Regions from separate parts of the Homo sapiens genome. Here region 1 is linked to region 2. Evidence: chromatin contacts called from ENCODE Hi-C or POLR2A ChIA-PET data. All regions are on one chromosome and are shown on one strand. The core of a region is the stretch at or near the end of the contact, and the rest is flanking DNA. Distances in the headings are between cores, read along the strand shown. Region 1 overlaps CDH13 (cadherin 13). Region 2 holds the start of CDH13 (cadherin 13).

Evidence for each region. A loop is a pair of places that touch in the nucleus more often than their neighbours do. ChIA-PET counts read pairs that join two places held with the same protein, here RNA polymerase II (POLR2A). Pooled maps may share reads with other maps.
Region 1: a loop to region 2 is called in a map of cardiac septum, with 4 times the contacts of the local background. The contact joins the enhancer-like site here to the promoter of CDH13 in region 2. A Hi-C loop is called at or near these places in 6 of 168 maps with a recorded cell type or tissue (IMR-90, aorta, cardiac septum and 2 more) and 4 of 50 pooled maps. POLR2A ChIA-PET finds 5 or more read pairs at or near these places in 1 of 52 experiments (endothelial cell of umbilical vein).

What each region holds. Positions count from the first base shown.
Region 1 is chr16:82,994,486-83,001,361 of GRCh38, reverse strand. All of the region lies in intron 2 of CDH13 (cadherin 13), which reads right to left. Among named protein-coding and RNA genes, the nearest start is that of MIR8058, 310 kb to the right of the region's middle. Within about 2 kb of position 5,020, at least 5 of the 41 ENCODE cell types and tissues checked have a DNase peak (open chromatin) inside an H3K27ac peak, as active enhancers do; they include endothelial cell of umbilical vein, where a contact is called at or near this core.
Region 2 is chr16:82,622,546-82,629,285 of GRCh38, reverse strand. It overlaps CDH13 (cadherin 13), which reads right to left and starts at 2,317. Exons shown (of 14, transcript NM_001257.5): 1 at 2,149-2,317. The coding sequence starts at 2,193. RefSeq lists an enhancer at 1-232.

The DNA of each region.
Region 1 (6,876 bases), core at 3,771-6,270, 370 kb before region 2:
AACTCATTTAAATGGGTTGGAGGAATTCACACCAATGCAACACTACTTGTGCTAAGCAGCTCCAATAGAAGGCTAGAAATGCATTCTCAATTGCAAGAACGACTTAAGAAGATGGAATTGCGAAGCAAACGTAAGTTACTTGCCTGCTCTGTGCAGATTTCTATGCTGTGTGGTCACCACAGGGGTTTTTTGGAATAAATATAAAGTCATCTTTTTCTTCAAGGGACTTACGATCTACTAGAAGATCTTGACAACATTCTCACATAAACAGATTAAAAGCAGGTAAGTAGAGCAGTAAGAATTCACAAAGGAAGCTCTATGTGTTTTTCAGGAGACAAGTGATACATCTGAATGGTAGTAAAATCAGCTGAGGTTTGGAAGGGGTAGCTGAGAGTGAAAAGCGCTGAGGAAAGAGAGAAAAGCAAATAGGCATAGAATGAGTAAGCTGTCCCTCAAGTCATGTTCTGTCCTTAACAGATAAATGGCCAGGCGCGGTGGCTCACGCCGGTAATCCCAGAACCTTGGGAGGCCGAGGCGGGCGGATCATGCGGGCAGGAGATTGAGATCATCTTGGCTAACACGGTGAAACCCTGTCTCTACTAAAAATACAAAAAATTAGCCGGGCATGGTGGCGGGTACCTGTAATCCCAGCTACCTGGGAAGCTGAGGCAGGAGAATGGCGTGAACCCAGGAGGCGGAGCTTGCAGTTGCGCCACTGCACTCTAGCCTGGGCAACAGAACGAGACTCCCTCTCAAAAAACAAAACAAAACAAAAAAAAAAAAAAAAGAGAAAAGAAAAAAGAGACAACCTTGGGGTCGGGTGAGGTGGCTCACACCTGTAATCCTAGCACTTTGGGAGCCCAAGGTGAGTGGATCACCTGAGGTCAGTAGTGAGACCAACCTGGCCAACATGGTGAAACCGTGTCTCTACGACAAATACAAAAAATTAGCTGGGCGTGGTGGCGGGCGCCTGTAATCCCAGCTACTCGCGAGGCTGAGGCAAGACAATTGCTTGAACCTGGGAGGTGGAGGTTGCAGCGAGCCGAGATCGCAGCTTTGCACTACAGTCTGGGCAACAAGAGGAAAAACTCTGTCTCAAAAAAAAAAAAAAAAAAAAAAAAAAAAAAAAAAAAAAAAATAAGCTAAACCTGTGGATATTCCTAGGGACAAGGCATTTACATAGAATTGCCCAATAAGATGTAAAAATGACTGACATTTACTGAGCACTTACCAGGTACCAAACGCTCCGCAACATCCTCCACCCTGTATAGACCAGGGTTTTTCAGCCACAGCACTATTGACATTTTGGGCAGGATATTTTTTTGTTGTTGTTGTTCTGCATGGATGTCTTAAGCATTGCAAGATGTTTAACAGCATCTCTGAATTCTACCCACAAGATGCCAGCAGCATCCCCCAGCATGACCACCAAAAATGTCATTAGACACTGCCAAATGCCCTCAGGGGGTGAAATTGTCCCGGGTTTAGAGCTACTGGTGCACACTCTTTTATCCCATCTGCTTCTTAGAAGGACCGCAGAGGCAGCGTCATTAGCCTCATCTTATTGATGAGGACAGAGATATATGGAAACGTTAAATATGTGCTGGACGACAGCTGCTGGAGAGGGGTCCTTGCCCTTCGGAATATATAGTGCAAACTGTGTTTTTAAACATGTCATTTGTTTAATACTTATACAGTTTTTATTGTACAGAAGCATTAAAATTTTATGTAGCCAATGATATCAATTTTCAGCTTATTTTAACTTTTGGTGTCATGCTTAAACTCTGCCTGACCATAAGATAAGAAAAAATTCACCTCTGATTGATTTTTTTCCAGTGTTTTATGGTTGCCTTGAACACGTATCTTGGTATCATCAAGAATTTATTTTGATGTAAGGGCATATCTATATATATAAACATGTGTTATGTGGTTATGATATTTCTTCCCTGTTAAGAGAACTGAAGGGGTAAGAACAAGTGGTATTCTCTTAAATCCTGTTATTGGGAGTTTGTCATACAACATTTCGGTAAAATTTCTTCAAATCACCTCCCTAAGGTTATGTGCACCAACAGTTGAGCCATAGGAGCTTTGGGACTGACAAAGGAGGGGGGAAAAAAACAACTTAAATGCTAGTAACATTAAGGAGTATCTACAATAAGGAAGTTGAAAGAGAAAAGAGGGCTAAATGGAAGTTACAAGGTACATAGATAAGAGGACAAGTCCAAAGAATGTAACATAATGAAAAACAAGAAGAGGGATGCTTTCACCAGAGCGATGGACTTCAAGTATCAAATGAAGGAAAGTTTCTGCTGATGGAACGTGGAAGAATACGCGTTTTGGTGTCTGAAGGGATGTTCTTGGGAGGAGAAACTTGATTAAGATAAATATTCATGTGCGTAAGGAAAATTACAGCGGCAGAGAATGAAAGCTTCTTTAACAAGAAAAGTGTTGGTGAAAGTTAAAAATGAGAAGGGGCAGTATCTGCAAAAAAAAAAAAAAAAAGGATCAAGGGGAAATTACATGGCAGCGTTTCTTAAGTCAGGCTTAAGGCGTACATGAATGAGATTTAGGGGAGCCTGTGAAACCCCTAAGATTATATTTAATTTTTGCTTATATGTATATGTTATTCTAAGGATATGGAACATACTAAATCCATTTATGAATAACTGCTGATAACTACTTGTCAGAGGACAAGATCAATGTCTGCTAATTCATAGCAGAGGAGAATGACCCAAGAGAAGGATCTAAATTGGAAAGCTGAGAGTGGCATGAGGTATTGGATGAAACAAGGTCCAAGCAGAGGTGAGGACAGATGAAGTCAAGAGTATTTCCTGGACAGAAAAGTCTAGTAGTGAGATCTCATTTGTTTTATCATCATGCTTTATTATCACCAAGAGGACAGGCTGTCCAGAAAAAGAAAAAGTTACATGTCACTATAAAAAAACAGGACAAAACAAAATAGAAAAGAACTTCACGAAAGTGATACTCTTGCTTATTTATGAAAGTTGGAAATGCTTTTTTGCTATGTTCTTTCTTTCTCTTTTGTCAAAATGTCTTCAGTCAATATATGCTGATTTTTAAAATTACATAAGACACAAGATGTTATTAAAATCAATGCATTAATGCGTTTTAGAAAATAGTTATTCTAGGGAAAATGATACAAGCAAAGTGAGGATCTTAGGAAGGTCTGTATGACGAAATATAAAAAGTTCCAGGATCAAGAGACAAACGTGGATGGCTTTGAAGCCATAGAAAGGACAGGATTATGTCAACCTAGAAAATTTGAGCTGGTCACCAACTCTGCCATGAATTGACCATGACTGTGAGTGCTCAACTCTGAGATTCTCTTTCTCTATTTATGAAATACAACACTGATATCTTCTATACAGAGTTTCTAAGTAGGTTAAATATATTATTTATATGAGTGACTTAATAAATGCACATTCTTAGAGTTCTACTAGTATCAGATTCACCTTAGCTGATATTGTTGGCCTGATAAGAGCTGCAACTGGTAGTTAATCTCTTTGACTCCCTACCATTTAAAAATAGCCCAGAAAATGATACTGAATATTTAATGTTGTGACAGAAACTTACCTTAGAAGCCAGATAGACTGCTGAACTTCTATGTTAGATATAGCTGAGCTCAAATCCCAGCTTTTCCATATATTAGCTATGTGATTGTGGAAAAATCTCTTGTGCCCAGTATTTTCACCTATAGAACAGGGATAAGAACAACCTGGGCTCAGGCTTGTTTCATCAAGTATAAAATAAGATTGCCATTAGCTGAGACAACTGGGTGGGATTAGGGGAAGGTAAATAGAATATATTGTGCATGTACAGAACCTTTATTTAAAATGTTGACATTTTGTTTACCATGGATTTTTGCACTAATTTTTATTTTTATAAAATATTGCATTAAATATTATTTACTTTAATTACTGAGATTTTTCGTATCCCTTTAAATTTGGACCCAAAGAGAGTACCTCATTCACCTCACTCTAGTCCTAGCCCTGAAGCCAACAATTAGTGAAAACGTATTAGGGTCAATCACAATACTGAGCACTGTGAGTTTACACATTTGCTTGTCAGTGAAATATTTAGCACAATATCTAGCCTAGAGTAAGGCATTATCATCTTTACCACCCATTACCATCATTATCATCATCACTACCATCAACATCACCACCATCATCACCATCACTATCATCACCATCATCACCATCATCACCACCATCACCACCATCAGCATCACCACCACTACCATCACCATCATCACCACCGTCATTACCATCACCACCATCACCATCACTATCATCATCATCATCATCACCACCATCACCATCATCACCATCACCATCACTATCATCATCATCACCACCATCACCATCATCATTACCACCACCACCACCATCATCAACAACACCATCGTAATTATCATTACCATAATAATCAACATCACCATCACCGCCATCAGCATCACCATCACTAGAATCATCATCACCACCACCGTAATCATTACTATCACCACCATCACCATCACTATCATCATCACCACCATCACCATCACCATTACCCCCACCATCACCATCGTCATCACCATCACTATAGTTATCATTACCATAATCATCATCACTACCATCATCATCATCATCACTCTCATTATGATTTTCTAAGATATCCTAAATAAATTTCCTAATATTTCCAAGTTGCAGTTACCTCATTTTTATTACAAGGCTAACATTGCCCCCTTATAAGGCGTAAAACTTAAACAAGGTCGTTTTTGTTGTTGCTATCATTAATGTTTTTGCTGATTTCAATGTATCACCTGACTCTGCAGCAAATCCAAAGAGTGCTTGTCAAGAAATCACACATTTCTAATGAACATGGAGACTAGCCCGGCAGAGAGATAAAGCAGGACCATGCTGGGTCCTGGGCTGGCTTTTGCACAACCGCCTAAGATCTTCACACAAAGAAGTATGCACTGTGCTCAGAGCTGACATTTCTGTAGTCATAAAGCTCAGTGTTGTTCCAGTTCAGGAAGCTGATGAGTCATGGGGTAGAGGCCACTGGGAGAGGAAGAGGGTTTACTCTTTTTTTTTCTTTTTCTTACCATTTTCATTACTTCTCAACTGATTTTCGATATACAACAGGAAAGGAACATAATGACCTTCTACTCACTGCCCCACCCAGAAAACCTCAAATAACTAATTGCCTTTTTTTCCTAAAATGGAAGAATTATTTCATCTGCCCGAAGGTTTTACTTCCTTCTGCTATGCTTTTGCCCGGTAAGCCTTTTAATCTTGTAAAGCACAGCCATATGAACAAACAAGGGAGAAAACAGGAAGATGGCAACTCTCCAAGTTCATCCCATTTTGAATCTCACTTGACAAACAGCGATGCATGGTTTTGATAAAGGGTATGAGGATTGTGATTTGACCTTCCTCTTGCCACTGTGTAAAATGTAAACACAGTTTACTTTCTCATAATTAAACGATATCGATTCCCCAGCAGCCCGCGAGAGGGTTGAATCATCTTTCTCCTCAATGGATGCAGCGTGATCCCTGTTATCATCTAGTTATATCCAATCAGAAGTAAACCATGACAAGCTGGGTGGGGGAATGCAGTGGCTTCCTGCTTCCAGAAGTTGTATAACTGGGGAGAAGTATCACATCTATTTTGAAAATAGTTGTTTGGTGTGTTTTTACGATACACCATGGTGTTATAATAGGTGATATCAGATTCAGTAGTTTAAAGCAAAAAGGACTTTTTTTCTCCCTTATTTAAGAGTCTAGGTTGGCAGTCCAGAATTGGAATGGTGGCTTGATGGTATTGGGGATGCATCCTGTTGCCATGCCATCTCTTCCATGTTACCCTTTTCAGCTTAATTCAAGATGATTCACCACCACGTTTGCGTTTCAGCTGAAGAAGGGAAAAACAGGAAGGGAAAATAGACTTCTTGCCTTTCAAAGGCATGGATTAATGTGCTAACATCACGCTCACTCATGTCTTAGTGGCCATCACCCAGTTCCATGGTCATACCTAGATGCAAGGTGGCTGGAGAAAGTAGTCTTTAGCTGAGTGACCACGAGCCCAGCAAAATCTGCTGTTGCAAAACGGAGGATGACTATAGCGAGATTCACTATGAGTTCTGGCCACAGTTGAGTTGAATAAATGTTTCCCCTAGAATGGAGAGAGGGTCCTAGTTGGGGTCTCTCCATCCCTGAGCCACTTGGGTTGTGATGATAATTGATAGTGATGATTAAAATGACGGGAATAAAGATAGCAGCAGTTAACATTTACTCACTTCTTGCTTTATGCCTCTTTGTACCAAGTGCTTTGTAAACATTATGCATTCTATCTTCAGGATAATCCTACAGGATCAATAGTATAATTACCCCAATTTTACCCATGAAGAAATGGAGCCGCATCAAGTTCAGAAACTTGCCCGAGGTCATGTAGCTAGTATGTGGCCAAATGAAACCCATCTGTCTCTATGTCCAAAGTTATTCTCTTAACCACTTTACTCAGGTATTAATAGTGGTCTGAAATCCTTCAGTATTTCACAAAGCTGAACTAAACTGACAAAGTTCCCCTTAACCAGATCATCTGAGCCAGCTAAGAAGTGTTTGTTTGGGGCTTGAATACTATCAACGTAGGTATCAATGGAGATTGGTAGTTTCATTTGTCAAAGACTAATACGTTTTTCTTCCTTACAAAGAACTTGATTAATTTTTAAAAAGAGGGAAAATAAGTGAATATTTATTAAGTGCAATTTGTTCAGTATATCAGCTCTTTCTAAACATGGCTTCCAGAGTGAGAGAGAAATAACCAAAGGGGCCATTAGCTGAGTAAAGGTTGGGAGATTACGATGAAAGGCTA
Region 2 (6,740 bases), core at 1,068-3,567:
AGCAAAATCTCTGCTTCCTTCATCTAAATAAATAGAGTGAGCCTTCAGAACCCACCTGTGCCAGCCTGGCCCTGGGTGAGGAGACACACCAGTTCATTTGCAAAAAGAACCGTGCGCAGAGCCCTTAGTGCATAAAAATCGATCCTGGGGCCCTGTCACGTGGTCTGTCTTGCTTTAAAGGAGGCATAACTTTGGGCAAGCCCTGGAATATGAACTGAGGTTGAAACCTGCCAAGAAAGAAAGAGGACTGTGAAGTCCTGGACAAGGCAATGGTAAGTGCTCTCAGACACCGACAGCTCCCAGACTGGCATGCATTGCATAGGACATCCTGTTGAATGCAATCCTATCCACTCAGCAGTCCTAGGAAGGCAGCAGATTATTTTACAATGGAGAACTTGGAAGCTCAAAGAGGTTAAACAACTTGCCCGGGTTGGTACCACTAGCAGATGGCAGGAAGGATCTGTCTGAATCCTTTCTGTCTGAGGCATGCTCCAAACCGCCTTGCTAAATTGGGGTATATGTACACACATACAGCCTTGGGGTCTCTAGGGTACAGGACATCTGGAAAACTGGTTCACAGCCAGGCTTGGGATCCATGGCAAGACTCAAGGCTGTAGGGACCCCAAGATAATCAACCAGAAAAGCCTGGTAGAAAAGGAGCTATAACTGGGCAGTCCTTAATCGGGACTGTATATCCAAGAAAGAAGTCAGGAGCTTGGGAGCGGGCTCAGCAGCCGGGCACTTGAATCTCCCCTGGTACTATCACCCATCACTGCATTTCTGAGATGTTAGCCCATTTCCAAAGTCTAAACCCAACATTGCTCTAACAGTGGTCTCCCTTAGAAGTCTGCACCAGTCTCCCCATCCCAGACAGTCCCTACCTGGGAACCCAACTCCCTTCCCCTGCCTTTCACCCGCAAACTCTCACCTGAGCCTCTACCCCGGCCAGGAACTCAACACTCATTCCTAGCACCCTGAGGCACTCCCTGTCTCTTTCCCTCCTTACTCTGCCCGGCCCTGCCCTGCCCTGGCTCTTATCCACCCACTTGCAGGCTGCCAGCTCACTCCAAGTCCCAACGCCTGCCAGAGAGGCGATGGGGGACTGGATCGGGGTGCTCTCCGAAACCACAGGCCCCTGAGCAGCGCAGGGCGTGCCCCCCGCAGCGGCCAGCACCCCAGGCCTGGCCTCGGAGCGCTGCTTTCCTGCACTCAAACTTCCCGAAATCTCTGAGGTGCAGAGGTGACTGCAGGCGGACCGCATCTCCCTCGCCCCCTCTCCTGGTTGGCGTGCCCTTCCCTCGCGCCGTGGCGCTCTGAGGGTTAACAAGCAGCTGCAGCCCGGGTGGGCAAGGCTTGAACTTTTCTCTGCGCTCCGCTCCCGCTCAGGGAAGGCAGCAGAGGCGGCAGCCCGGGATCTGGCCGGAGCTCCAGCTGGCTGGACAATAGGGGTGCGGGGGGCTGGGGCCTGCGCCCTGGCGGGGGACACGCTCCGGCCCTTTCGGGCCCGGGGTCTGGGAGCAAAAGGACCCCGATGCGGGTGCGGCCGGCGCCGGCGCCTTTGAGCGACAGCAGCAGCCGGGCTGAGGCTCTCTGCTGCCCCGAGGCGCCTTCCAGCGGGCAGCCGGGCTGTACCAGGGGGCCCGGGCGCCCTGGGAAGTCGGTGGTGCCTGCTCGGCCTCTCCAGCCCCGCATCCCGCAATCCGGACCCGAGCAGCGCTTCGGCCGCTGGGCGTTGGGCTGGGGAAAACCGCGGCTCGTTGGAGTCGCCTCTAACTGAGTCTTTCTCCAATGCACCGAGCCTCCGGAGGAGGGAACCAAAGTTACCCCACTTGATGTGGGCGAGAATGTCGCCCCTGCTAGCAAAAAAGGACTGGGAGCTCTCTCCTCCTCCCGTTAACGAACGTACACACACACACACACACACACACACACACACACACACACACACGCACGCCAGAGTGGGAGCCTGTGTGTGGGGGGTGCCTAGGATCTCTGGGCTCGGAATGACCTCCCTACCGAGCCCCGATCTGTCTTCGCCGCCGCGACCGGAGGCCCCGACCCCCCGAAAGCCCCCTCACCCTGCCCGTGCCGGGCGATCCGAATGCAGAAACGGGGCGCAGAGCGCGCCCGGCAGCCCCTCTTCCCTACCTGGGACAGGAGAACGCACAGAACGAGCGGAGTTCTCGGCTGCATTTTGTCCGACTAGAAGCGCCCGGCGGCGTTTTCATTCATGCACGCGGCTGCACTGAGCATATTTTCCGTGGGAGCCAGGCTTTGAGGAGAGGCTCTGCCTCGCCAGCCAGCCAACTTCCCAAATAGATCAGCAGCAGCATCACGAAAGCATTGGGTAGAGGCTGATGACCAGGACCAATGGCTTTACAAGACGGATTCCTTCCTAACGCTCCCTCGTTTTGCATGGCAGATACGGGGTGAGCACCTCGCGAGGAGCGAGCCCCGCGGAGGTGGCATCCCATTTGCTTCTTTGGACTGTTGGGGCTCAGCCTCACAAATCACGCTGGGCAATGCCAGCTGATTCCACTTTTCCAGAGAATGGAATTGCACGGGGGACTGGCGGCCACTTCCAGCCTAGTGCAAAAAGATTCTCTTTATTAAAATGTTAATAAGATCCACTCTATTTCCAATAAATCAGATAAAATGGCCCCAGCAGTTCCAGCCCTTTCTACGCCTGGCAAGGCTTGGCAGTGGATTTTTTTTTTCTTTTTTCCTTTTTTCCCCCCACTGTGGCCCAAGTCATGATGGTGTTTGGTGCTTCCCTGCCATCTCACAAATCACAAAGATGACAGATCAATTCGAGCTTGCAGAAAAAATTCCATTAAGGGGCAATAGATTTTATTAACTGCTCAGGTGAGAGTCTGACTAGCCACCTACTCCTCAAATGTGCATCTGGCACCAAAGCTGGGATCTGGATCGGAAGGAACTTCTTTTTGTATATGGATGTTACCTTTCAGAAGCTCTGAACTACCTCCAGGTACTCAGAACAGCAGTAGTCACTGCTTAAGGGATTTTATAAATGGGGGGCTTTGGGACTGAGGGTAAGAGGGACATCTAGGTCTGCCTTCCCTAATAGGAATCTAAGAAAATGCAGGGAAGACCTTACTGTATCATTTCCATGCAGCCTTCCCTTAGAAAGAATTTAAGGTGTTTTACAATAAAGGACATTTGTGCAATAGAATTTATGAACCAAAATAGAAAATCTGGGCCAGAAGGAAAAGTTCAGCAAACTGAAATGACAAGCCCAAATTCTAATGTATTTGCTCTGATTTGGATAAGAGCTTCCTGATAGCCAAAGCAATAAAAGAAACATAAGTTACATAGTTTTGTTGTAGAAACATGCATACAATGTCTTTCAGCATTATTTTCCATGGGCTAAATACCGGAATAAATGCATTATGTAACACGTAACATAGCAGGACACTGAGCAATGGACCATGCCAAGATCCAGTGGATGGGGATGTATTTCTAGCATCTGGCACAGGGCCTGGAACATGGAGACAGCAATTAGTGTGTGTTAAAGAAATAGATGGCTAGACTCAATCAAGATGCAGCAGAAGGCAGGGAGGGGCAAGGAGTCTGGAGCCACATTGTCTAGGCACAGCCCCCGGATCTGCCACTTACTTGTAAATTACTCAAACTCTCTGCCTCCATTTGTTCACAGATAAAATGAAAACACAAATTCTACTGAACTCACAAGGTTGTGGTGAGGATTAAGTGATGACATAACCACTGAATAAATATAAAGTGATGTGCCTTTTAAGATTCCTTCATTGGCTGCTGTTTGGTCAGAAGGTCACCTCCTGTGGTCCCAAGGTCATTGATAAAGATGCAGTGATGTCTGAAGCTTGGCTGCTGTAGCCAGCACTGGCCCAACAGATGGCAATGTTGGCAAAACAACCCCCAGATGAAACTGGGAAAGGTGAATCTTGCTGCTTCACCCACTCATTTCCTTGCCTAAATAGGGTCATCTGTCCCTGAGCCTCTGATCAATACGGTCCGACAGATGACGTCACAGATCATGACACTTTGGAATCCATGTGTGTGGAGATCTAGCCTCACGTTTCCCACAGGTGGGAGTAAACCAGAGAACTTTGGAGTCAAACAGGCTTCAAATCAAGGCATCCTGAAATATCCGGACTTTTCTCCACTCCAGGGAAGGTGCCATCTTGTAATTCAGGGCCAGCTAAACTGAGTCCATGGCTTAGCAACACAAAGATAGGGAAAGAGAGCAGAGGACAGCTTGGGAGGTGATAAACCACAGTGAGGGACTAGACTGCAGAAGATGAGGATCTAGCTAGGTTTCCATCTGCAGCAGCTCAGTTAAGGGAAGCAGTCCCTCAGAAGAGGGAGTTTTCAAGGCTGTGTTCTAAGGACAGTTCGGTGCTGTCAGTTTTACAGTTCTGCTGGCCTTCTGTGGTCTCCCCATTCCCTTGTCCTTAGTGCTGATGACCAAATATTTCCAATTTTTCCCCTTTTGGGATCATGGTGGGATTGCATTTACTGGCCCCCTTGTTGCTGGGGTGGGGCAGTGTGTGTACATCTAGCCAATGAGCCATGTGCAAAAGTGCCATGTCCCTTCAAGCCTGGAGCATTTAATTGCCAGTGTCAGGCAGATTGGTTTCCCTGGACGTGCTTTTTGCCCCAGTATTTCCCCAAGGAGGGGAAAAATCTTGGGTGAGACAGCTTGGTTTGGCCAAGGGCAATTCTCTGGTTTGTCCTCAAATTCATCAACTATATATAAAAGGAGGCCATTGGCAGTACGACCAGTAATGAGAGTCTGTGATGCCCAGGCCATAGAAGACCTCATGAGTCTGATGCTACCAATTAAGATGGATGTCGTTTGGTGAAAATCCTGCTGACTCTGTCCCCTGCAAAGTCCTGCTCAGGCATTTGCAAAGGTCCCAGGCTTTTTTCCTGGGCTGTTCTGCTGGCAGGCAGAGTGGCTCCAGTAAACCTTGCCTGATTCCAGGTGGGTGTGCCCAAAGGGCCAGTCTTCACTCCTTCCTCACCTCAATCCCCACAGATTGGCTTTTAAGGAATGAGAGGAGTTGTCTTCTGGAGTCTCCCTAGGCATTGAGGCTCACTTCTGTAATCCCACGAGGTTCAAAACATGCCAAGCCTACTAAGGTGGAAAAAGATTTGTCAGAAAGATTAGACCTGAACTGAGATCTTCAGATTCCACATATATGAGGCAAGTCAGTTTGGTACCCTAAGACTCAGTATGTCATCAATAAAATGCGAATGATAACATGATAACACTCCCAGGACTGTTGTAAATATTGATGTTTCTCTTCCCCTCTATCATCTATTCCTCTCGACTTTCAGAGAACGTGCACTTCAACAAAGAACAAGAGATCATATTTTGTCCAACAAAGACAGAAGAAAAATTATTTCATTCCAATGATAAAAGGCTTCTGAAGAAGAAATCCATTCTTCGTTTTGCTTTGCTTTTTATTCAGTTCCCTAATAAGGGTTTTTTGGCTGATTAATTGATTGATGTGGCAAATAAATACTAAAGTTGAGCCCTACGTATCCCCACTCCACCGCCTACCCCGTATCATCCCCCGACCAAGCCCCAGCTGCTGTAGCATCTGTGGGCTCCTCAAGAAGCTGTGTCTGCCTTTAGACACATTCGAGGTTCACACCCCTTTTCCAGACGCATCAGCCTAGCTTTGGCACGGAGGGAATAATCCAACAGCCAGTAGCTGCCTCCTGTGGGTGCCAAGGGTTGAGTTTGTTTCCTGTCCTTGGCTGATGTTGATGAAGGCATTCCACAGTGGGTGGATGTGGCTGTGTGAGTGCGTGCATGTTCCTGTGTGTATGCATATAAGCACATGGGTGTGTGTGTGCTGGGGGGAGGGAGTGACTGGCATATAGTCCGGCAGAGATAATGTATTCAAATTTTGTTATGCTTTCAATGTGCTGCTATGATGAGGCATTTGTATAGAGCGGGATTAATCCAGCTAGGAGCCCTTATGCAACAACCCAGTGATTAGGCGTGTCTGGGGACCTGGATAACAGAGACCCACTTGGACAGCATGCAGGGAAGCCTGTATCACACAGCACTGCAACATACCTTCATGCTAATGTCTCACTCCCTACAATGGGAACACCTGCTAAAAACACCCAAGATTAGGACAATGCACCGTCCTACAACAAGTCTCCCTGGCTACCAGAATGCTGACCAAAAGTAGCATTCCTGATCACTCTTAAGCCACAAACACTGCTTCGTGTTTCTTCCTGGCCCCCTATGTTACTTGACCTTCTGCTACGCATTGTTGCTTGCGTTGTCATCTCAATCCTTCACTCCAACCTGCATCTGTGCCCTTTGCCCCTTGGCCTTGGGTTTAGCCATGCAACTTCTGTGACAAATGAAATGAAGCAGAAGGGATGGGGTACCAGTTATAAGCTCAGGTCCCAAGAGACCCTCTGTGTTTTAGCTTACTCTCGCAAAAGCTCCTACTGATGCCTTGAAAAGAGCATTTGTGGGCTATCCCGCCGGTCCTAGGAGGAAATATGAGCCCCTCATGGGCCCACAGATGCTTGCCCAGCCAAATTTGCCCAGCTCAGCTGATCAGCAGGTATGTGACCTGAAAATAAACAATTGCTTTATATTTTGAGGTAATTTGTTTTGTAGCAATAATTAATGAGTGATTACATCTGTTGGCTTGTTGTCTGTCTCTTCCTCTGGAATGTAAGCTCATTTCTGTATTTTTACTGCTGCG